Regions from separate parts of the Homo sapiens genome. Here all the other regions are linked to region 3. Evidence: read pairs that join two places in POLR2A ChIA-PET (ENCODE). Cell type or tissue: MCF 10A. All regions are shown on one strand.

What was found. ChIA-PET counts read pairs that join two places held together with the same protein. Peaks named below come from ENCODE experiments on the same cell type or tissue, not always from the same donor. Only the 100,000 strongest peaks of a DNase experiment are listed, where the experiment ranks them.
Region 1: POLR2A ChIA-PET joins it to region 3 with 13 read pairs; 7 of 35 experiments call an interaction of 5 or more read pairs at or near these places.
Region 2: POLR2A ChIA-PET joins it to region 3 with 23 read pairs; 8 of 35 experiments call an interaction of 5 or more read pairs at or near these places.

The regions. Positions count from the first base shown.
Region 1 is chr2:9,176,946-9,184,945 of GRCh38, forward strand. No RefSeq gene overlaps it. Among named protein-coding and RNA genes, the nearest start is that of ASAP2, 26 kb to the right of the region's middle. RefSeq lists an enhancer at 2,602-3,801. In MCF 10A, no CTCF peak of the experiment used is centred here; DNase peaks (open chromatin) are centred at 2,436 and 3,066.
Region 2 is chr2:9,283,991-9,291,990 of GRCh38, forward strand. All of the region lies in intron 2 of ASAP2 (ArfGAP with SH3 domain, ankyrin repeat and PH domain 2), which reads left to right. Among named protein-coding and RNA genes, the nearest start is that of ASAP2, 81 kb to the left of the region's middle. RefSeq lists an enhancer at 3,304-4,503. In MCF 10A, no CTCF peak of the experiment used is centred here; DNase peaks (open chromatin) are centred at 3,881 and 4,411.
Region 3 is chr2:9,230,699-9,238,698 of GRCh38, forward strand. The region is part of intron 1 of ASAP2 (ArfGAP with SH3 domain, ankyrin repeat and PH domain 2); the gene reads left to right. Among named protein-coding and RNA genes, the nearest start is that of ASAP2, 28 kb to the left of the region's middle. RefSeq lists enhancers at 371-927, 928-1,482, 3,697-4,896, 3,964-4,589. In MCF 10A, a CTCF peak has its summit at 816 (motif pointing left); DNase peaks (open chromatin) are centred at 803, 4,283 and 4,863.

The sequences.
Region 1 (8,000 bases), 54 kb before region 3:
GGTAGAAATGGGGTTTTGCCATATTGTCCAGCCTGGTCTCAAACTCCTGAGCTCAAGCAATCCGCCCACCTCAGCCTCCCAAAGTGCTGGGATTACAGGTGCGAACTCCCATGCCTGGCCTCAGAAAATCAAATTGAGGCTCAGGGATCTTAAGTATTTTGCCCAAATCACATAGACAGTAAGTGGCAGGGGAGGGATTCCAACGTTCATCTGTTGGGCTCCAAAACTTATGCTCTCTTCACTACATTATATTTCTGCTACACAAAAATAAGAAGGGCTGGGCATGGTGGTTCATGCCTGGAATCCCAGTTCTATGGAAGGCCAAGGAGGGAGGATACTTGAGCCCAGGGGTTCAAGACCAGCCTGGGCAACATAGGGAGACTCCCGTCTCTACAAAAAATACAAAAATTAGCTGGGCATTGTGGCGCTTGCCTGTAGTCCCTGCTACTCAGGAGGCTGAGGTGGGAGGATCACTTGAGACCAGGTGGTCGAGGTTGCAATGAGCCAAGATCGCATCACTGAACTCAAGAAAACACAGTTTATTGTGGTCTGGCAAATGTTAATGGATTCTCACTGCTTTTTCTCATCTTATGCTTATGTTTTTATCCTGAAGCAATGGGAAATGGATGGAGGGTTTTAAGGAGATTCAGAGTCACATAAGAATTCAGGGAGCTACCCCGGCCGGGTGCAGTGGCTCACGCCTGTAATCCCAGCACTTTGGGAGGCCAAGGTGGGTGGATCACGAGGTCAGGAGTTCAAGACCAGCCTGACCAACGTGGTGAAACCCCGTCTCTACTAAAAATACAAAAATTAGCCAGGTGCGGTGGCACGTGCCTGTAATCCCAGCTACTCAGGAGGCTGAGGCAGGAGAATCGCTTGAACCCGGGAAGCAGAGGTTGCAGTGAGCCGAGATCACGCCACTGTACTCCAGCCTGGGTGACAGAGCGAGACTCTATCTCAAAAAAAAAAAAAAAAAAAAAAAAAAAAAGAATGTAGGGAGCTAACTCTTGTAACCAAGTTGAGGATGGATTGAAATCGGATGAGAATGAGGAGCTCTGTTGAAAGTCCCGAGTAGTAACTCAGGAAAGCGACAATGGGACTTACTGACTGATTGACAATGACAGGTAACGTGCTGAGCATTTACTATGAGCATTTATTATGTGGGTTAGTGCTGTTGACAAAAAGAGTGAAACTCTGTGAAATATTTGAAGAGATTTATTCTGAGCTAATCTCAGTGAACAATGCCCATGACACAGCCCTCAAGAGGTGCTGAGAACACATGCCTAAGGTGGCTGGATTACAACTTGGTTTTATACATTTTAGGGAGACATAGGCATCAGTCAGTACATGTAAGATGTACACTGGTTCAATTCGAAAAGGCAAGTTATTGTCCAAAGACCTAGAATCAATAGAAAGGAATGTCTGGGTTAAGATAAGGGGTTGTGGAGACCAAGTTCCCATTATGCAGAGGCAGCCTCCAGGGAGCAGGCTTTAGAGGGACTAGATTGTAAATGTTTCTTATCAGACTTAGAGTGTGTTCTATCAGTAATTCCAAAAGGGAGGAGGGTGTAATGAGGCATATCCAGCCCCACATTCCTGTCACAGCCTGAACTGGTTTTTCAGGTTGACTTTGGAAGGCCCCTGGCTGACAGGAGGGGCTCATTCAGAGAGTTATGGGGCTTAGAATTTAGAGTTTTCTTTTTGGTTTACAGCACTTTACTTAATCTAATTCTCACAGCAACCCTATGAGGTAGCTGAAACTGATGCAGAGAAGTGAAGTAACCTCCCCAGTTGCTAGAGAGGAAGTGGCATGTACCCAAATCCAACTCTGTGCACTTCACCCCATGTTCCAGCCCCCAGTGTGTGGCTGTGTGTGGACAGGTGACAGGTGCACCCGGGAGTTGAGGGAGGGGAGTCTGCTCCCAGACAGGTTGGGTTTGGGGTGCTGAGGGGAGAAGGTGTCAGGGCTCAGGGGACCTGTGGGACTTCACTCCCTGCTCTTCTCCTCCCAGGCCCCTGGCCTCAGGTTCCTGCCTCATGCTGATGACTTTGGGATTGAGTGGGACAGTTGGAGGGTTGCCTTCAGGAAGAGAAATGATGCTGGCCTGGCTTTTGAGCTCCTTATGAAACACAGCAGTGAACCAGTCTAGGAAACCGCACTGTGTTCCACCAGACTGAACAAGCAGAAAGGGCCTTGGACCCGCCTCCCCGGCACACCCGTGGGATGGCTGTCTACATCTGCATGCAAATGATTCTGATACGTTCTGACAAATAATATTTACATTTGGAATCCAGCTGTCAAGAGAGAACAGCTGCCATCAGGTGCTTAAGGCACCTCTAAGGCATGTTTTCAGATTTTAAAAAAAACCACGTGAGCCCACACTGTTTAAACTGTATCCCCACGGAAGTTGCAAACTGAAGCTTCTTTGTTCCTGCCAAATGACTCATGGACGCCCTTTAAAAGAGAACGAAACAGACGTGTTTTGATGGGGAAAATACATAAAAAATGCAGTGCATTTTTCCAAGCAGCCATCAGACCATCTAATTCAGGCCAACGAGGGCAAAGCTGCGAAGCTCTTCGGCTGACCTTCTCCATGAGGACCTTGTCCCAGACAGGGGCCCCCTGGAAAGGGACGTACTGACCAAGGCAGGAAAGAGAAGGCCAATTTTCCCAAGACGATTAATCTTACTGAGGTTCCATTTGAAAACAGCCTTCGTGTTCTTCTAGTATGTTGTTTTTCTGAGGAAATCATTTTCAGAAGCATGTGATGTAATCATCTTAAGAAGATAAGCGTTCATTTACATAGCATTTATTCTGTGCTAAACATAGTAAGTAATTCCTTGATGAAGAACCCAGACACAGAGATAGTAAGTAACTTGCCCAAGTCCACACAGCTAGCAAGTGCCTAGCTGGGGTGCAAACCAGGTAGTCTGGCCACAGAGTCTGGGCTCCGCGTGGTGGAAAAAGCACCTCCCGTGTTGGAATCTGTGTGCCCTTGGACAAGTCCCATATCCTTCCTGAGTCACTAATGCCTCCCCAGCACTGTTGTGGGAGGATTAGTCACTGGGGCAGGCCCTCAATAAACATGAGCTGGATCTGAGTCCCAGGGGAGTGCCACACAACTTCCATGGGCCTCCCCTGACCCTCCCAGGCTTCAGGAAGCTCTTCCACCTCTGCAATGTTGGGTGGAGTAGCAAAAAAAGGCACGCAAGGATCCAGCAGGCCTGTAGGACATGGCGGTTTATTGTGAAAATGGTCTGAATTGATATTGGTAGTGCCTCCACCCCTACACATACACACATACATGGGTTCCTAATACACATGTACACAACACACAACACACAACTAACCAACGAGAATCCATCAGCATTGAACCGCAGGCAGCACACTGGCAGGTGCCTGGAGCGGTTACAGTTGTTACTAATTTCTTGGTGCTTACACTGCGTTGGCTTTGTAACCCCAGGGCCTGGCTCTGTGTCCTGGGGATGCACACATTTCCTCGCAGCTAGGCCAGTTTGCATCAACCCTGCACCACTTCTCTTCATTCTCTACAAATTGGAGAAACCCCATGTTGTTGATAAGAAGGAACCAACGACAAAGTTATAACAGTGAAAGACACAGGAAACAGCTCTCTGGTGCAGGTTCCCAATTTCAGGCATAACAGAAAGTTATTCAGGGCAGCAGCCCTGATGTTCTTGAACTCTGGCTTCTCAAAAGGAAGGACATAATTTTCACTGGGTGGAGGGCTGGGGTTACCTGAAAATAGCTCTCTTGCAGGATGGAAGTTCCTGACCAATTCTACTTCCATAAGGCACTGTCAAACACCTCCCTTCGCCCACCTCCAGATTCCAGATTGAGCAGTCCTAGCCTTAGCCCTGAACACCCACCAGGACCCATTGTGGCTGCCACAAATGGACCCACCCTGCTCATACAAACACGTGGGGACTGCAGAAAAATCAGGACCCAAGGATTGACCTCACACTCCTATCAGTTGCTCCCACTCCTCCCCATCATCTCTGCTTCTTCACCTCCCACTTGACTTTGCCTAGCTCCAGATCTTGCCTCAGGCATAGATATGGTTTGTCTGTGTCCCCACCCAAATCTCACCTTGAATTGTAATAACCTCCACGTGTCAAGGGTGGGGCCAGGTGGAGATAATCGAATCATGGGGATGGCTTCCCCATACTGTTTTCATGGTAATGAATGTCTTATGAGATCTGATGGTTTTATAAAGGGCAGTTCCCCTGCACACACCCTCTTGCCTGCCACCATGTAAAACATGCCTTAGCTTCTCCTCTGCCTTCTTCATCATTGTGAGGCTTCCCCAGCCATGTGGAACTGTGAGTCCATTAAACCTCTTTCCTTTATAAATTACCCATTCTCAGGTGTCTTTATTAGCAGCATGAGAACAGACACCCTAGGATGTGGCAGCCTGCTACAAACCCACTGGCTCAATGGACCCCCTTCCCGATATTTACGCTTCTTAGTTATGCAAGCCAATAAATTCCCTTTATGGTGGTTGAGGTCTTTAGAATTGGGTTTTTAATTTCTCAAAATGCAAGAACCCTGACTAATACAGAGGTATTTGATAAAGTAAATTGAAAGAGAAGCTCAGCAGTCCATGCATTGACTTAGCAGGAAGAGGGGAGCCCTGGAAGGCTTGAATAGACAGGTGGCATCCTTTGATGTATCTGATCAGCCAGTACCCATTTGACGAGTATGGACATCTGCATGGGGCTGGATCATGGGTGTCCACCAGTAAACATCACACTGCGTGACCCCTGCTCCTGAGAAACCCACCGTCAAATTTCATTCAGTAAATTATTTTTGACGGCTGATTATGTATACAACACTGTTAAATTCTAGTTAACATAAGGCGCTTAATTCAAGATAGTGGCGAAAATCATGTTGTTGGAAGGTAGAGTCGGCTGTGCTGGTGTACAGGTGTCCCAGGTAGATGGTACTGAGGTGGGGACAGCTTTCAGGGGTGGCTGGGAGAGACCAGCTGTGAGACGGGGCTGAGCTGAGCAGGAAAATAGGACAGGAAAGTGAGGGCATCCTGGAGGATCAGCCTGAAAGGAAGATGAGGGAAGAGGTGACCGATTGGATGTGGAGCAGAGGGAAGGGAGGGAACAATTTAAGGACATCTTGAAGGGGGCACCTTGAGCAGCAATGGGGATGCCAGGAGAGAAGTGGGTTGAGGGGTGGAGAGGAGGAGGTGAGTTTAGCTTAGACACGTCGAGTTCAGACATTGGTTTAAAAAGTAGTAAGCAATGCCACTGTGTTCACAAGTTGTTGCTTAGGAGGGATGGTGTTTAGGACAGTGGTTCAGATCCAGAAGACTGGATTTGAGTCCCAATTCTGCTTTTTTTTTTTTTTTTTTTTTCTGATACAGGGTCTTGCTCTGTTGCCCAGGCTGGAGTGCAGTGGCTCAATCATGGCTCACTGTAGCGTCAACCTCCAGGGCTCAAGTGATCCTCCCACCTCAGGATCTCTGGTAGCTAGGACCAGAGGTGCACAGCATCATGCCCAGCTAACTTTTTGTACTTTTTTGTATACATGGCATTTTGCTATGTTGCCAAGGCTGGTCTAAAATGCCTAGACTTGAGCTATTCACCCCTCTGCAGCCTCCCAAAGCACTGGGGTTATAGGCATGAGCCCCCGTGCCCGGCTCCAGCCCTGCTCTTTCTGTGCTCTGTGGTGCTGAGCGCATCACTTCACCTTTCTGAATTTCAGAGGGGATAACAAGGCACTCCTTCCTTGGCTTAACTCACAAGATGACCAAGTGAAGTTTTGTAAACCATAACATGTCACGTACATGTTGGTTATTACAGCTGAGATAAAAATTGACAAACTGTAAAAGCATTAAAGCAAACAAATGAGAAAAAAAAAACTCTGTGTTAGCTGGACACAGTGGCTCACACCTGCAATCCCAGCACTTTGGGAGGCCAAGGCAGGTGGATTGTTTGAGGCCAGGAGTTCAAGACCAGCCTGGGCAACATGGCAAAACCCCATCTCTACTAAAAAATACAAAAGAAGATTAGACAGGTGATATGGTTTGTCTGTGTCCCCACCCAAATCGCATCTTGAATTGTAGCTCCCACAATTCCCATGTGTTGTGGAAGGGACCAGGTGGGAGATAATTGAATCATGTGCTGTTCTCGTGATAGTGGATAAGTCTCACGAAATCTGATGGTTTTATAAAGAGGAGTTCCCCTGCACAAGCTTTCTCTTTGTCAGCCGCCGTGTAAGACATGACTTTCACCTTCTGCCATGATTGTGAGGCCTCCCCAGCCATGTGGAGCTGAGTCCATTAAACCTCTTTCTTTTGTAAATTGCCCAGTCTCAGGTATGTCTTTATCAGCACAGTGAAAACGGACTAATACAATGGGCGTGGTGGTGTGCGCCTGTGGTCCCAGATATTTGGGGGGCTGAGGTGGGAGGATGGCTTGAGCCCACGAGGCGGAGGTTGCAGTGAGCTAAGATAGTGCAACTGCAGTCCAGCCTGGGTGACAGAGAGACAGCCTGTCTCAAAAAAGAAAGAAAGAAAGAAAGAAAGAAAGAAAAAAAGAGAGAGAGACAGCGAGAAAGAGAAAGAAAGAAAGAAAGAAAGAAAGAAAGAAAGAAAGAAAGAAAGAAAAGAAAGAAAAAAGGAAAGAAAGAAAGAAAAGAAAGAGAGAGAGACAGCGAGAAAGAAAGAAAGAAAAGAAAGAGAGAGACAGCGAGAAAGAGAAAGAAAAGAGAAAAGAAAAAAAGGAAAGAAAGAAAGAGAAAAGGAAAGAAAGAAAGGAAAGAAAGAAAGAAACAGAAAAGGAAAGAAAGAAAGAGAAAAGGAAAGAAAGAAAGGAAAGAAAGAGAAAAGGAAAGAAAGAAAGACAAACATCTGTGTGAGTATAAGTAATGGCAACTCTTCGGATTAGAACCTTGGGATCATCAAATTTTCCCCGGAATTTGGGGTCTAAATGATGGAGGTAACTGCTCGGGTCTCTGACGGGCCCCGCCCCTCCCCCGCACAGAGAAGGAAGCCCGGGCACACGTTCTCCCTGCCTGCCGCTGACCTGCCCTCCCAAGGCAAAACCCGTCAGTAATGAAAGAGACAGGCATGGACTCCGGCGTTTTAAAACTTCATCTGTCACAAAGAACAGAAGTCAATTATCTAGTCCCAGAAATCATTTCCCCGGATGATAGACGGAAGCTATTAGCAGGTCCTTGGCAAAGACCTTGCCAGGCTTTGATGCTGCCTCCCTGGCCATGCTGTTCCTGGCTGCCTGATCCTTCCCGGGGCCTGGAGTCTGGCTTCCCACATGGGCCCCAAACGGCTGGCTCTGCGGCAGCCCACGCGTCACCTCTGTGCCCATTCCAGGGTCTTCTCTCCAGACTGTGGCTTTCCCTGAATAATCTGGGCTCATGACAGAATAGCGAAAACCCAGAACTTTACAGCCTGGGAGGAGAAAGATGTGTTTCCCTGATGCCAGTGAAGGCCTGTGTGGGTCCCGTCCCTGCGCAGTGGACTTGTCAGCGGGGGGGCTGGAATAGCCCTGGCAGGTGAGATCACGCGCCATTGTAGTTAGTCCAGAAAACCACCCCCTTGATTTCTAGACTCCAACTCACTGACCTTTCATCTTTCTCAAAGATATCCTTTCTTGGACATTGCATGAGCCGGAAGGGGAGGAGGGCTGGGCTGCAAGGCAACGTCCACTCACCGGCTCCTTTCTGGGGAGAAGTCATAGTTCAGGGGCAGGATCCTTTTTCCTGGCTAGGTGTTCACAGGGGGTAACTTGGTGAGGAGGTCTCAAGTGTCTGCCTCAAGGGTACGAACCCTAGACGAATTCTGGCATGTCCTTCCCGTAGGTGGATAGAATACAGCTGGCTACTCTCTCTTCCCATCCATGAATGTTTTTTTTTCCTTTTGTGACAGGTAAGGTGTGACGTGGAGCTGGTTTAGTTTGAATGCTCGGTCACATATTTCAAGAAACTTAAAGGGACACATGACTTTGGC
Region 2 (8,000 bases), 53 kb after region 3:
GTCCCATAGCAAACACTGACTCTTCTGCCTCCCTCTTCTACATATAAGGACCCTTGTGATGACATTGGCCTCATCCAGATAATCCAGATAATCTCCCCATCTCAAGTTCAGCTGATTAGCAACTGTATTTCATCCACAATTTCAATTCCTCTTTGCCAAGTAGCATAACGTACTCACAAGTTCCAGGGATTAGGAGGTGGGCATCTGGTGGTGGAGGAGACGTTATTCTGTCTACCACACCTCTCCTGAATTCTTAGGATTTGGAGGTTGAATCAGTTTCCACTGTTTTGTTCAGCTACAAATTAAAGGGTACCTAACATGCAGGCACTGTTAACACTTTAAATATTGCTCCTGATTGTTCTCTAGTAGTTTTGTATCTGTTGATCTTTTCTCAGTTAATTAGAAGCCCTTGAGGTGAAAGACCAATTCTGGGAGATGGTGTCATTTAGGATAAAGAAGACGTAGGTATTAGAATCCAAGAACCCTTGATTAAAAGCTAGCAATGCCACTCAAAAAGCCTGTGACATTAGGACGATTATTTTACCTTTCTGAGCCTCAATTTCCTCATGTGTAAAATGGGAATTTAATAGGTCATAGGATTGCTAGTGAAGATTAAGTGAGATAACATGAAAAAGTGCCATGCATGGTTCTGGACATACACGTGGTAAGTGTGACAGCTGTGACATACCTCCTGTGTGTTCCTTGCAGTGGCTGCCATGGGTGTGGGCGGGTAATAGGTGCCCAGTAAATACTGAGTGTTTATACATTATCAGGTTCCTGCTGTATGTACTTACACTGCTTTCTTAGTGTAGGAGGGGTGAACTTACAATTTTAGATGTAAGTGGTGTGTGTTACGACAGGCCCTGTATTCTATTCTTTGAGGATTTATATGGATTTATGTAGAAGGAAGATTTAAGATGCCTTACAATGGAGGCTGGAAAACTGTGGCCAGACACCTGTGTTTTCACAGCCTGAAAGCTAAGAATGGTTTCTTACCATCGTTACCTGCACAATAACCTCAGTATTGCCTCAGCAACCCACAGTGTGATGGTCTCTGGAGATGGGGCCTTTGGGAAGTAATTAGCTTTAGATGAGGGCATGAGAGTGGGGCCCTCATGATGGGGTTAGTGCCCTGCTTAAATATTTACTCTCTGACTTTCTAGGAAAAAGTTTTTGAATCCCTGCATTAGAGCAGTGGTTATAAACTGGAGAGAGTATCAGAATACCCCGGGGTCTTGTTAAAATAGGGATTGAGTTTCTGGTTCAGCAGGTCAGGGTTGGAGCCTGAGTATTTTATTTGCTAATTGAAAAAGCTCCCAGGTGACGGCACTGGACTTTGAGAATCCTACCTCAGAACCCCCCATCCCCACTTCAAACACTGAACTGGGACAAAAGGGTATCTGCATGTCCCACGTGTATACAAAACAGTAGTCTTCTTCCACAATAGTCAGTGCATTATGTTTGCTCCCAGTCTTCAAAATGATGGCAACCCAGCCAGCTGTATTTTCTGGAGAGTCTTAGCTTGGGTTTCCAAAAGCAGTTGTCATAATGATTTATGAGAAACTGTTTGCCACTCAGTGATGGATTGCTTATTTATTTTAAACTCTTACTTGTCTAAAATTTCCCAAGCTCTGGCTCAGCCCAAAGGTGTTCCTTCCACACCCCAGGAAGTTGAAGCTAACATTTTTAGCTGTTTGACATATCAGTGGGTGGAAAAATTCATCTCTATCAAGAAGGAAGCAACAGAAGATTTTCATTTTCACTTCTCTAGAATTATTCTGTCATAAGGACTTGTTAGAACATTCTTATCGAGAGTGATATTCCTACCCTCAATCAGAATATCCTAGAAAATTATCACATTCTTGAAAGTACAAAGAAATGCTGATTTTCCCTCAAATCCTTACCATCTCCCACATACAAAAGAAAATGAGAATACAACAACTTTGTGTGTGTGTTCCTGCCTGTTGTTTGCAGTGTTAATTGGAATATGATATTAAAATACACTTCAAATTCATACAGAAAACTATTTCTATTGTAGATATTATCAATTAGAACAGGGCAGTTCAGAACAAATATATATAATAGTTGAGGAAATGAAGTTTCACTGTGCATTAAGAAGATACTGGCTGGGCACGGTGACTCACGCCTGTAATCCTAGCACTTTGGGAGGCTGAGGCAGATGGATCGCTTGAGCTCAGGAGTTGAAGACCAGCCTAGGCAACATGGCGAAACCCTGCCTCTACAAAAAAATACAAAAATTAGCTGGGCATGATGGTGTATGCCTGTAGTCCCAGCTGTTTGGGAGGGTGAGGCAGGAAGATTACATGAACCTGGGAGGTTGAGGCTGCAGTGAGCTGAAACTGCACCACTGCACTTCATCCTGGGTGACAGAGTGAGACCCTGTCTCCAAAACAGAAAAAAAGGAAAAGGATTTTTTTTAAAAAAGGAAAAAAAAAAATATATATATATATACTGTATCTGATTTCTACCTGTTACATGAGAAAATAACAAAATCAGAATAATCTTTACTGTTTGGCAAGCTTACAGTAACTAGTACTCTGCTCCATTGTTGTGGCACTGAAAACATGCACGCAGAGTTTCTGGAAAGCAGTTTGGTGGTACACATCAAGAAAAATAACAATCTTTTTGTGGAAGGAGATCCATGCACAAAGATGTTCACTTTGTTGTTGCACTGCTTATCAAAGTGAGAAATTGGATGCCTCCTATATATAGCTGAATTAGGATTTAGCTGCTTGCTGGAATTATGTTTATACAGCAACAGGAAGAGAAATGCTTGTGATGAAATCTTCAGCAATAAAATTCAGGATGCAAAATTTATGTACACCGTGTGTGATTAAAAAGGAATAGATGATAAATGATGATAAAGAATATTTTTATTGATATTCACAAACGAGGGTAGAAGCATAGTGGTAATAAATACTCATGAGGTATTTGTTAGAATATTTGTATTATAAAGCTAAATAAAAACTTTATGTGAATTCCATCCTTACAGCCTTGTGAGTTGGGTCCTGTCCATTGACAGATGAGCTCACAGAGGCACTGAGTAGTGATCTGCCAGTGTCATCTAGCCAACAGTTGGAGGAGCTGAGATTCAAAACCAGGTGAGCGTCCCGTCTCTGCTTCTGACTGCTGCGGCATGCTGCCTGGTGCTGAGGCGGGAAGTTGCTGGGGGCACACGGTGGAGAAAACAAGCAGCAACGTGGGGAACACCCTACGTGCCACCTGGCTGAGCCATCGTAGTCCTTCTGAAAAATTCCAGGTGGTTTTGGTTGATTACAGGGTCAGTGTGAGCCAGTACGTGGCACATGCCCCAAAGGTGAGCCACACATGACCTCAGTGAAGTCTTTGGTGCTTATAAATAAGGTTGTTGTTTCATTATTTAGTTGTAAGAGCAGCATTTAAAGAAGAACCTGAAAACCTTAGGGATGGAGAAACCTCCTTGTAGGACGGATATCTGAAGGACGCGGGGCTCCTGGTTTCGGAAGGGGCAGGAGAGGGCGTACATGAAGGGCTTTCTCTGGCTGAGGAAGGTAGACATAGTATTTGTTCCTCTCTAGAGGAGGCTTTCACAAGAGCAAGCCTTGACTCAGATATGAGGGAGAGGATAACTGGGTGAGCAGACTGAGCGGCGAGCTGGTGGTTGGAAGGTTCCTGCAGCGGGTGGACGGCCTCTGTCTCTGAGGAAGTTATAGAGGGAGGTGAGGACGTGGGCTCGAAGGCCCTGGAGATGTCTTCCAGTTGTGAGACTCTGGAGTCCAGCCTTCTCCCCGCTGCTGGCTAACAACAATGATTGGAATTTAGATGGTGACTTGTGGAATCCTGTCCGCAGTGACCACTGCATTAGTCATGGAAGGAGGGTACCTCTGAAGGAACACAGAGGTCTGTGACTTAACTAACGTCCAAGTGTTGGCATGAATCATACTTTGGTTCAGAGGTATCTGCTATTTAATTTGGCTGGCTTTTATAGTCAGCCAGTCTGTGGGCCAACCTGCTGGCCGCATGCATCTGTAAGACATGGGGCTGCAGTTTCATCAGTGGTTCTTTAATCTTTTGGTTATCATAGACATCAGTAAAAATAAGAAGGCTGTTTTGGATGATCCCTCCAGGAAAAGGTACCTTTACATAATTTTGCATACACTGTTTGGGATGCCCATACCCCCATAAACCTGTCCGCAAACCCAACCTACCAAGCAAAAAAGCTCAGACCTTGAGCTTAAATCTTCTACCAAATCAACACGATGACTTCATCTGTTTCCTCATCTGTAAAATCCTGCAGAGTTGTAAGGATGAAAGATATTTCTACACGTATGTCATCTCCACAGTGTTCATGGTAGCTACTATCTGAGGCTTTAGAGACCATGTACTTTCCAAGGGCTGCTTGTCCCTGAGGGTGAGGCTCCAGGATCTCGTGAAACCACAGGAGTCAGCTTGCTTCCCAGGGGCTGTGCCCTCCATGGAGTTGGGTGGGGGCAGCGTGTGTTTTTAAGTCATCACTGTGGTGAGCGTGGGGTCATGGGGTATGACGTGGCAAAAATGAAGGGCTGAAAGCTGCTTACCCTGGCAAAATGCACATTCTGTAATGTAGCGAGTCAGATTGCTTTGCCAACATGAACTCTTCCTCCATTAAAGGATGTGAATATAATTGGGAGTAAAATTTCTAATAGCTTGTACTCCCCATACAACAAATGTTGAATTCACCTCTTGGCTTTGAACCCCAGACACCTTGGGGTAGCCTGTCTCCAGGCTAAAGGAGAGCCCTGCAAGTTTTTTAGTGAAACCCCCTTCCCACCACCTCCAACCCCCTTCTCCTTCCCTGATTTGGTCTCAGAGCACCCCTAGGAGGGAAGCAGCTCTCTGGTTAAGGAGAGTCTAGGGTGAGTCAAGCAGCTGGTAGCTCAGTTTTAATCTCATGCCATACTACATTTTCAATGAGGAAATTCCTCTAAATGTCATCTGCTCCAAGAAGCCTTTTCTGTTACCAGCCCCCAGAAAATGTACTCCTTTCCCCATAGAGTGCTGTGTTTCCACCTCGTGTAATTTACATCACAGTGGATTGTTTTCGCATGTTTATCTTTGTCTTGCTAAGTTGTGTGTTGGCAGGTACCAAGGTTTATTATCTTTCTTGAATGCAGATCTCTTAGAAGCCTTTTGGCTGCTCTCCGTTACCTGGGATGAAGTTCCTCATCTCTGGCTCCTGCCTGACTCTCCAGCCCTTCCCCATGCTCTGGACACACCAAGCGCCTTGAATTCCCCAGAGCTCATTTTGTTTCTTGCCTTTGTGTCGCTGCACTGAACTGATGGGCTGAGTCTTTCTCACTTATTGGATGCTTGCTTCTTGAGGGTAGGGGCTCTGTTTGATGAATCTTTGTGTTCATTAGTGCTTGCTGGAGAATAGACTTTCAGTGTGATTGGATTTTATTCTTTAGTAACCAGAAATATTCTTGACCCGTAATGGAAGCACACAATGAATGAATAAAAGTAAATGCGGATACATTCTGTACTCTAAAGCCTAAAGGGACAGAAACCATCAACATAAAAAAAAATATGCAGTAGCCCAGTCTCCACTCTTCACCCTCTCACCTGCCTTCCAAGTGTACTCCTACAAGCAGTAGGAGCTTCACAGGGAGGTCATTGGGGTGACGTTTAGTTATTCACACAGACTTTGAACTCATTTGAACATCACTGGAAGGATGGGATCATTAATATAAGGCAGGATCAAAGAGGATGGGATGATCATAGACAACAGGTTTTGTATTTTAATAGCGCACACCTTGGCCTGATTAGTGAACTCCATTGCTAGCTGCCTGTGCTGAACACAACCAGACTAGATACATCCTGGGGTACCATCCACAAAGACTGGCTGTTTCTTGAGGAATCACATTCCAAGGGACTTCCTAGGAAAGATGATGGAAATGGGTATTGAAAGTGGAACAAGCCCGGGGTGTTGGAGAAGGCGGAGGAAGTGGCAGGAAGAAGCCGGTGAGAGGCATCCTTCCAGTTGCTCATCCTGCACGGGAGCTCTCAGGGGTTATGAATAGGGAGGACATTCTTGTTCAACCCCTTCTGGTTGTGGCTACTTCTGTCTTGTCAAAGATGATACAGGTATACTCAGTTCCGAAGGCTGTGTCCCTCCCGTCACCTTGTCCAGGGAAAGCTTTGGGAGAGAAAGACATATTCTAATGTTATTTATTTATTTATTTATTTATTTTCTTTTGAGATGGAGTCTCGCTGTGTCACCCAGGCTGGAGTGCACAGTGGCACGATCTCGGCTCACTGCAACCTCTGCCTCCTGGGTTGAAGTGATTCTCATGCCTCAGCCTCCTGAGGAGCTGGGATTACAGACACCTGCCACCACTCCTGGCTAATTTTTGTATTTTTATTAAAGATTGGGTTTCGCCCTGTTGGCCAGGCTGGTCTTGAACTCCTGACCTCAAGAGATCTGCCCATCTCGGCCTCCCAAAGTGCTGGGATTACAGGCGTGAGCCACTGCACCTGGCCTAATGTTCTTAATAGGCACAGGCACAGAGCACTGTAACAATCTAGCCATTAGAGCTGGTGCTTCAGATTTCTTTTTAAAGTTTTATTTATTCCTTACGTTGTTATTATAAAGCTAAGATAAGCTTAGTTTAGAAAATTTGGAAAGTTCAGAAAAGCACTAAAGCAAGCAAGTCTTGAGCCTGGCAGGATCTCAGTATCTTTATAACCAGCAGAGGCTCAGGTGAGCGCTGGGTCTGAGGCCCACTGCGACTTGGAACACAGCTCTGCCTCTTAGAAGTTGCAGGATCCTGGGCTTGTTCACACTCTGACAGTCTGTTTCCTTGTCCACTCAGAGGAGAATAAAATAACATCTAGAAAGCACTTGGCCTGGGACCTAGTATATAACAGCCTTGCATATGACAGTTTATTGACTGCTAGCAAGTGCTCAGTTTTCCCCACCACTGTTAGCATTTTGATGTATTATCTTTTCAACCTCCTCTCTACATTTCACTTTTTGCAAAATTGAGACTAAATATCTAATTTTATGTCCTCCCTTTTTTAAACTTGGCTTTCTGCTCCTACCATATTCCTATATCATGATTTTAAAAGCCAACATAATATTCCATTTTGTAGAAATACTGTTAATTTAACCATTTTCATATTGTTGGAACTTAACACATTTTAAATTTTCACTCTTTATAAATGTTCTGTACACACATCTCTGATCACCTTGATTATTTCCTTAGGATAGATTTCTGGAAGTGGGATTATCCAGAAGAATGATACACATTAGTAAATTGGAAATGAAAATATGTTTTCAGCCGTTTAGTTGGGATGATTCTAGAAATAAAGTTCTGAAAATGGTTCTCTCTCACGAGATGTCCACTAAGTAGAGACCCTGTTAAGAAACAGGGATGATGTTTGATTTGAAGAAATTGCATTCCCATGAGATCATGCGCCACAAGTGAGGTCGGAAACAGGTGGCATGTACAGCCGACAGCCGGAGGAAATGGTCTCCACTGTGCAGAGTTGTGCACAACATCACAACATTCGTGTCGTGACACACATTTGAGTAGTAATCGTCATGTCATCCGTCTAGGGAGAGTCTCCACCAGGCTGCTGCCATAGAGAACATATGTCTCTCCTTAAACGCTCCCTTCGCCGAGCTGTCTGCATGGAAGGTTGGAATGTGGGGTGTCAGCAAGTGCTTTTCCCTCTGCCTGATTCCCAAGTGGCCTGTGGTCTGGCCTGGAGCAGGGGTTTGGAGGGTCTTTGTTGGGTCAGCAAGGAGGCTGGGGCTGGGTAGCCATAAGGCTGGTGCACCCTGCCTTCGTTCTGTTATGCTGGTGACAGCACTTGGTGTTCAGGTTAATGGTACATGCACTTGACTGGAAGGTTGTACATTGTCGCTGTCTTCAGCTCTTAGCTCTTATCTAGGCTAAGAGCTGAAGATAGCGACAATGTCATTAGCAAATGAAGAAACGGTTTTTGCTGTGGGAGGA
Region 3 (8,000 bases):
GATATGTGCAAGGCAAGGACGTTGTTTCACCTTTTGAAGGAAGGTTGTTAGGAAAACGCCTGCATTTTCTAATCACTGGAGAAGCCCTTTTAAGCAGACCAGATTTATAAGGGTTTTGATGAAAACAGTGGTTTGGGAGCAGCAATGTCTTTAATAGCAACAAAGCCCAGAGATGGGGTCTGCCTGCACAGGAGCATGGGCCAGGGGGTCCTGTGTGACCTTGGAGGTGTGTGAGGGAGGCCCTGGGCTGGTTCCATGGCAGGGCACAGTCCAGCTTCTTGCTTCCTGGCAGCACAAACCCCTGCCTGTTTCTGGCGGGGAGATGCTGCCCAGGCTCGGCTGCTTTGCGGTTCTATGTCGGTCACTTTCCCCAGGCCACTTCCTTCCTTTTTCTTCTTATGCCAGCCTGGGCAAGAGGAATTTGTGCTTCCTGCCAGCAGGATGGATGGGGGAAAGGCAGTGGCTGGGTGTTTCTCTCTGCTGGAAGGGTTTGCTGGGGTGAATCCTTTCCCTTCACTCCCTCCTGTAGCCAGGACCTTGTCACCTCCAGGGAGCAGGTGACAGTTTCCTTGACTCCTCACCAGGTTTTCAGGCTCTGCCCTCTTCCTCTCCCCAGCCAAGCTTGCCTCTGACCTCAGCCAGGAGGAACTTGCTCTAGGGCTTAAGTCAGGTCACATCTAACTTTAAGACCCAGTTTTAGCATCTGGTATGGAGGCAACAGCCTGGGCTTTGACAGACTTGGGTTTGCGTCATGACTCGGTACCTGCTACCCGTTCGCTGAGATGCCAGTGAGCAGTCGCTGGTCATGTTACATAGCTGCCACCTCCCGGAGGCCAGCTCTGTTGTGTGTGCATGCCCATTGAGATGCCCGGGTGCCGCCACACCCCTAGCCTGCGCCTGCCTGTTCTTCCTCCTGTCAGAGGGCCCTGTTCTTGCTCATAGACTCCTGCACAGCAGCGGGCCTGTCTGTCTGCCTGGCCCTTGGGTGTCCCTGGCATCTGCATGCTGTGTTCCCATGGTCCTTCTGCTAGTTGGAGCCCTTGTGCCATGCCTTCCTTTGGAGACTCTCCTCTCTGTGCCGTCTCGCATGCCATCCTTGAGGTTTTAGCTCTGTCACCTGGCAGCCTGGCCCTTCCCTGCAGCAGGTGAGGACTGAGAGCTGGGCTGTGCCCCTCCCACCCACTTGACCCAGCGGACACTTTGGGAAGTGGCAACCATAAGTCTGCCTGGCTTGCTCCAGTTGCCCATCTTGTCCTGTGAGTGAAGCTCCTGCTTCCATCTCTCTTGATCTGGCCCCTTCTCTCCATTCCTCCAGCTGCAGTGGGTGCCCCTGTCATTTGTCAGCCAGAGCATTCAACAGCCTCTGCTCCCACTGAGGTCATGGTGATTGTCTTAAAGATTTGCTCTTTAGCTTCTCAGCTGAAGACACGTTGGTGGCTTCCCTGACCTTTTGGAAAGTAACCAGACTCTGGGTCCTTCTCCTTTGTTGACCTGGCCCCTGCCTCCCTCCCACCCCATCTCATCCATGCCTGTCCTCTGTGTCAACACGCCTCACTGCCCTGCGCCCGATCCTTTTACACAGGTGGTCCCTCTGTTTGTAGAGTCGCCCTGCTCTTCGTATCTCCCTGCCTGTTCTGTGAAGTTCAGCCCAGTGCCCCTTCCTTGGAGGCCACATTAGAGGGCCCTCCTCTGCTGGCTTTGTGCCCCCGTACCCCTTTCGCAGCTGACTGTCCACATTATACTGTCTGTATCTGTTATTTACTGTCTGTCTTTGACAAACTATGATCTTGGAAGTGCAGAGAACTTGTCTGATTTGTTTAACCACCTCACTTAGCACATAACTTGTCATATTTTTAATTTATTTTCTATCTCCCCTTCTCCCCATTAGATCATAAGCTTCCTGGGGGCAGGGATTTTTGACTCTTACTTAGTGATGCATCCTCAGCACCCAGAATTGCACTGGACACATCATATATGTTTAATATGTGTTTGTTGAATGAATAAAACTGACAGGCAACTACAGCTTAGATTGCAGGGAGTGAGACATGCTGTTGCCGGAGCTCTGGTGTCATTGGTTCATAGAAAGCTTGTTTCTCTGGCCATGGGGACTTGATTCTTAGAGGGTAATGGTTCGAAAGTTGAATTAGTGAGTGTAAATCCTTAAAAAAGTAAAAATATGTTTGTGCCCTTGTACAGAGGGGCTGCCTTGCCCTTCTGGAAGAAGGAATTCCACGTTAGACGTGTTCCCAGCTGCAGTTTTGTTCTGTATCTATTGCCAGCAGGAATCCAAGGATTTCCTTTATTATTTCCAAATTGCTGCCTCTTAGGAATGGAGAATGCTGCCAGTCTGTGCTCTGTGTTTTTTTTGCTCAGTGGGACCAAAGTAGTTTTGTGGTAGAGAGATACAGAGATACGGCTTTGAGACAGTTTGAGTCATCTAATTACTGTCCAGGAGGGCTGGGAGGTTAACCCTGGTGGTTGCTTTGGTGATAGTGATCGATGTCTGTGTGACAATTATAATGAAGGCTGGTATTATGCCGGGACTTTGAAGAGTCTATCAGATAGTGAAGGAATTGCGAAGCCGTACTATGTTGAGGTCTCCAGAATAAACATCCTCAGAATGGAAGGTCCAGATGAGAAGGTTACCTTGATGAGAGGCCTTTATGCTTTTTGTGCTATTTTCCTTTATGGGCTCTGGTAGTTCTTTAGTGTTTTATAATCTCTTTTCAGAGAAAGCTTTTTGTAAATTCTTCAGATTTTACTTTTTAAGTAACACTTACAAAAGTTGTATGGTGGCTTGGGACCAATACACTTTGCAGGAAATGCAGAGATGGATAAGAAATGGTTCATTCCCTTCAGGACCTCTCGTTATAGCTTAGCCTATGTAGTGATTAGAGCATCTGCTTTGAAGCCAGCTGGACCTGGACTCAGATATAGGTTTTGCTAATTGATACCTGTGTGGCCATGGGCAAATATGCTCATTTACTCATTTGTGTTTAACAAACACTTATATTGCACTTACTGTGTGCCAGGCAGTAAGTGCTTAACACATGTTAAATGGATTTAATCCTTACAACAACCCTGTGGCTAGGTACTGTCATCATCCCCATGTTTAAAGAAGAGGGGAGTGGGCTGGGCATGGTGGCTCACGCCTGTAATCCCAGCACTTTGGGAGGCTGGGGTGGGTGGATCACCTGAGGTCAGGAGTTTGAGACCAGCTTGGCCAACACGGTGAAACCCCATCTTTACTAAAAATATAAAAATTAGCTGGTCGTGGTGACAGGCACCTGTAATCCCAGCTACTCGGGAGGCTGAGGCATGAGAATTGCTTGAACCCGGGAGGCGGAGGTTGCAGTGAGTCAAGATCGCACCACTGCACTCCAGCCTGGGTGACAGAGCGAAGCTATGTCTCAAAAAAAAAAAAAAAAAAAAAGGAAGAGGGGAGTGGTTCACAGAGGTGAAGCAATGTTCCCTGGGTCACTGAGCAGAGAAGTCACAAAGCCTGGGCACTCTGGCTCGAGTTCATTTTTCTTCTTGACGCTATTTGTGCTGCCTCTCAGCTTCCTAAGCTTGAGCTTCCTAAACTGTAAAATGGGAGGCAGCAATAACCAGACTGCCTAGAGACAGGCTGGTGTGAGAATTCAGTGAGAAAACCCGGGGAGAACATTTAGCCAGAGCCTGTCGCATGGCTGGGGCTCTGGCTAGTGGAGGGAGAGGAGACAGCACACAGATTGCACCAGAACAAGGTAATGGCGGCGCGTGGCCTTGCAGGGGCCTTGATAATAGGAGGAGCTCAGAAGCAGGGAGAGATCACTTCCTGCTGGGGCAGCTGGGACATTGTCATGAAAGACCAGGGAGGGGACAGATGGGACATCTGGGACTTCACAGCCACCTGGGGAAGTGGGCACTATCCCCATTGTGTGGATCCAGAAGCTGGGCTGTTTCTAATCAGTTAAAATGAGTAGGTAGAGCCAAGGTGAAGGAAGATGGATTTACTCAGGGTTCAGTTGGTTGGACTGTTGAATTGAGCTGGGGGCAGGTGGAATAAAGTCTGGTCAGCCACTCTGGGGCCGATGCACAGGGGCCCAGCCTGGAGCCCACTTCCGGCCTTGCGAATGCTTCAGTGGCTTTGCATATTGTCTCTTTGTTCTCACTCTTTAGAAATGTTCTCCCACACCTTCCTTCCAGTGGATTTCTAGAAATACCCTATTTTTCATGACTCACCAATTGAACACATCCTGTTTGGGGAAGTGATAAGAGAGGAATTTGAGAATGGCATGGAGTTGACTCCTAATGATGACTGGTGCAAGGAGTAGACGGCCCAGCCTTCTGCTTGCTCTGCCTCTCACCTGTGTCTCCAGACGAGCTGAATTTCTCCAAGTGCCGTGTTTCACTGTCCCCGCCCGACATATGCCAACTGGAGCTTTTCCTGTCCTGTTGTAGGCGGGGATCTGTGTGTGGCTACAGAGTGACTAATGGTAGAATTAATCGAGTTAGAGATGGGGCCTGTAGTTTTGAACCTGATGAGTTAGATGACCTTTTGGACCACACAGATGGCTGGTCGTCCTGTGCACCAGTGTGGCAGGGATGGAGCTTGTGCCAGCTGCCCCGGGCAGAGTTGTTTTCTTTTTAAGAGGTAGCCAAGGCAGCCTTGCCTCTCAGGACCCAGCCCTGGTGGGTGGCACCCCAGCCCTTCCCTTTCCAGGGCTCTGATTTTCCTCATGGCTTGCTGTTATTTCACTCGCAGAGTTCAGATGTTGTTCATTCCAGCAGAGGCCGGATGTGTAAATCATCCTGCAGCAGTTCTGTCTTGTATGGCCGGAGGCTCCTTGGTGGGCTGATTGGAAAGCCCAGTACATTAGGGAGTGAAGGGAGTGAAGTAAAGAGAAATGGAGGAGGGAGAACTGGAGCTGGGGCACGTGAGCTGCTGTGGTAGCGTGCGGGAGGCAGGGGAGTTCAGACCACGTCTCGGGGCCAGGAGTGGCTGACAGCTGAGGTGTCGGGCTGGGTAGGGCAGAGTGAGCCGCATGGCCTGGCAGCTGTGATGGGAACATGTAAGAAGTGGTCAGGCTGCTGTTGTTTTAGATGTCTGAACCCTGAGGGTAGAACTCGGAGAACTTGGTTGGTGGATGCAGCCGGCAATGCCTTCCCATGAATGGCAAGGGCAGTGGGCTTAGGCAGATGGAGCTGCTCCACCTGGCAGTTTAGCCTCCCAGGGGACTTCTGGCAAGGTCCGGAGTCATGTTTGATCTGCCAGGACTGGGGACTGGGGTGCTGGTGGCATCTGGTGGGTGGAGGCCAGGATGCTACTACACATCCCACAGTGCCCAGGACTGCACCCACCACAAAGAAGTACCTTGTCCCAAGTGTGTCCGGGCCTGATGTTGAGAAACGCTGGGTCAAAAGGCTTCAGGTGATGGTGGACTTGGAGGGCCGGTCAGGGAGGGACAAAGGGATGTCCTTGGCACCTGGACTGCTTTGGGGCCCCTGTTTCCTGCTCTTGGTGGGCCTGAGTCTCTCTGTAAGTTTTGCAGTATGAAGTTGACCTGGATGTTTCATAAGCAGAGGCTTGTAGGTAATCAAGTGCCACGAAGTAAAGATCATTTCGGGCCACTTGAATATATTAAGTTCGTCGACATCTTCAAAGAGTTAGATTGAAATGCTGATCCTCTTATATTCCTGACATATTCTTATCCTTGCCTGTATTATTTTTTTCTGTTTTTTAACCTGTGTTGTGCAGTATGCCAGATGAACTTTTTAGGGTGTATATTTTGATATCTTACTTTTATGAAGATTAATAAAATTAAAATTGTCTCTGTACTGATGTAAAGAGCTTGAACTTAATTTAGTTTTATAATTGTCTGTATAAACATTCTTAATGTCTAAAGAGGATTTTTTACCGGAGAGGCAAAGGGAAATAAAAACTTGATAAAATTTAAAAAATTAAAAGCAACTGTTATCTGTTATTGTATGTATGTATGTGTAGGTGGTTGTGTGTATGTATGAGAGACACAGACAGTGCATTTTACTTTTTTGTTTTTTAAAGATCCTGCCTTTAAATTTGGAACTATAATTATTTGTCAGCACAGTTAAATTTTTTTTTTCTTGCTTTTCTTTCTCTTTCTCCTTTCCTGTGTTGGAGCAAAGGTGCTGTGTGTTGTCTACTTCAGGTTTCTTTTTTGAGTGAATGGGACAAGGACAGGGCAATATCTGAGTGTCAGAAAGATCCCCCCCGAGGCTGGTGTGGGTACCAGGCAGGGCTGGGGTACGGAGACGGGCAGGCGGACCAGGCAGGGGCTAGTGAAGGCAGGACGAGGTCCAAGTTGAGGCCATGGCCAAGGGGAGGGGAAGGCAGGAACAGCTTGGAGAAATAGGCAAGAGGGACAAGTCTCTGACCTCTTGGCTGTGCGGGCTGGGAATCCAGGAAAACACTGGTTTCTGGCTTGAGTGAGTGGAAGCTTTTTTAAAAAAAGAGAGTTAAAAAAAAAAGCCCTGTTTTGTACACATTTTGATGGTTAATGTTGCTTTCTGACTTTTGCTTTTCAAAAAGTGAAAATGGAAAAGTTTAACAGGGCCTCAACTCCTGAGGCTGGATTAGGACATTTCTCATTTACATTGTGACTTTTAGATGAAAACATAATTGATACCTTTGAAAAGATTAAGATGGTTCTGCCTATTTTCTGAAATTTAGGAAGCACCCACTGGGTCTTTTGGTCTTTTTTTTTTTTTTTTTGACAGATTCTTGCTTTGTTGCCCAGGCTGGGATGCAGTGGCATGATCTCAGCTCGCTGCAGCCTCGACCTCCTAGGCTCCAGCAATCTTCCCATCTTAGCCTCCCAAGTAGCTGGGACTACAGGTACATGCCACCATGCCTGGCTAATTACTTTTATTTTTATTTTTTGTAGAGATGAGGGTCTCAGTATGTTGCCCAGGCTGGTCTCAAACTCCTGGGCTCAAGAGATCCTCCTGCCTCGGCCCCTCAAAGTGCTGGGATTACAGGCATGAGCCACCGTGCCTGGCCTGCTCTGGTTGAAGGCTAGATTCTGAGCGACCAGGAGACTGAGTCTTTTCTTGCTCACCTGGTGGAGTACATTGTATACAGTAGGTGCCCATGTTTCTTCTTTTGATTTGCAGAGCAGTTGTCTTGAGGAAAACCAGTGAGATGATCCCATCTCTTCCCATGATTTTGAGAGTATGATCTCTGTCCCAATTCAGAAGAGCCCTGAGGTGAGGTAAAGATGTTAGAGGTGAGTGGCATTCTGTGTCTGACCTGTGGCTCCAGTGTGTGGATCCGTGGGCTGGCGTGTCTCACATGTGTGGACTGGGGTTTCCCTCTTCCACAGGGAGGTGGTCAGTGTGTGGGAGGAGCCATGGCTCTGGCCTCCGACTGCTGGGGTTTGAATTTAGGGTGAGCACTTACTAACACTGTTAGCTGACCCGCTACCTACTGATCTTCACACGGATGAGCTTATTGATGGTGCACACAGATGACAGGTTTAGATTGTATGCTGGTTCCTTGTATTTGTTCTGTTTTTAAAACCTCAGCTCCTCTAGTCTTTGGTAGACACTCTTATGTTATATCTTGGGCAACTTAGTTCCTCTTTCTGGAGCCTCAGTTTCCCCATCTGTAACACCAGAGAGCTGGACTTAGGGGAACCGCTTGATATTTGACAATACTCCAGGCTTTTGTAAACAAATTGTCCACAGCTTTGCTGAGCTACAGCCACATCCGCTTGAAAAAGCATTGTCTTACCAGCCTGTGCAGAATCCAGATCACTTTCATCCACCTTCCCATGGGGGCTGCTCCATCCCTTGTCTTACTGGAAATGTCTTTCTCAAGGGTCTTTTCTGGTGTACAGGTCTCCCTGGAGATGGAAAACCATAGCACTGGTTTAAGTACAGTGTTTTGTTTGCATGGGGAGGAGAGGCTGAGGCAACAGCCTGTGAGTTCAGGAGTAATAAGGTGTTTGTTTCCCTTTTTGGCCAGTTTTTTTTTGGTG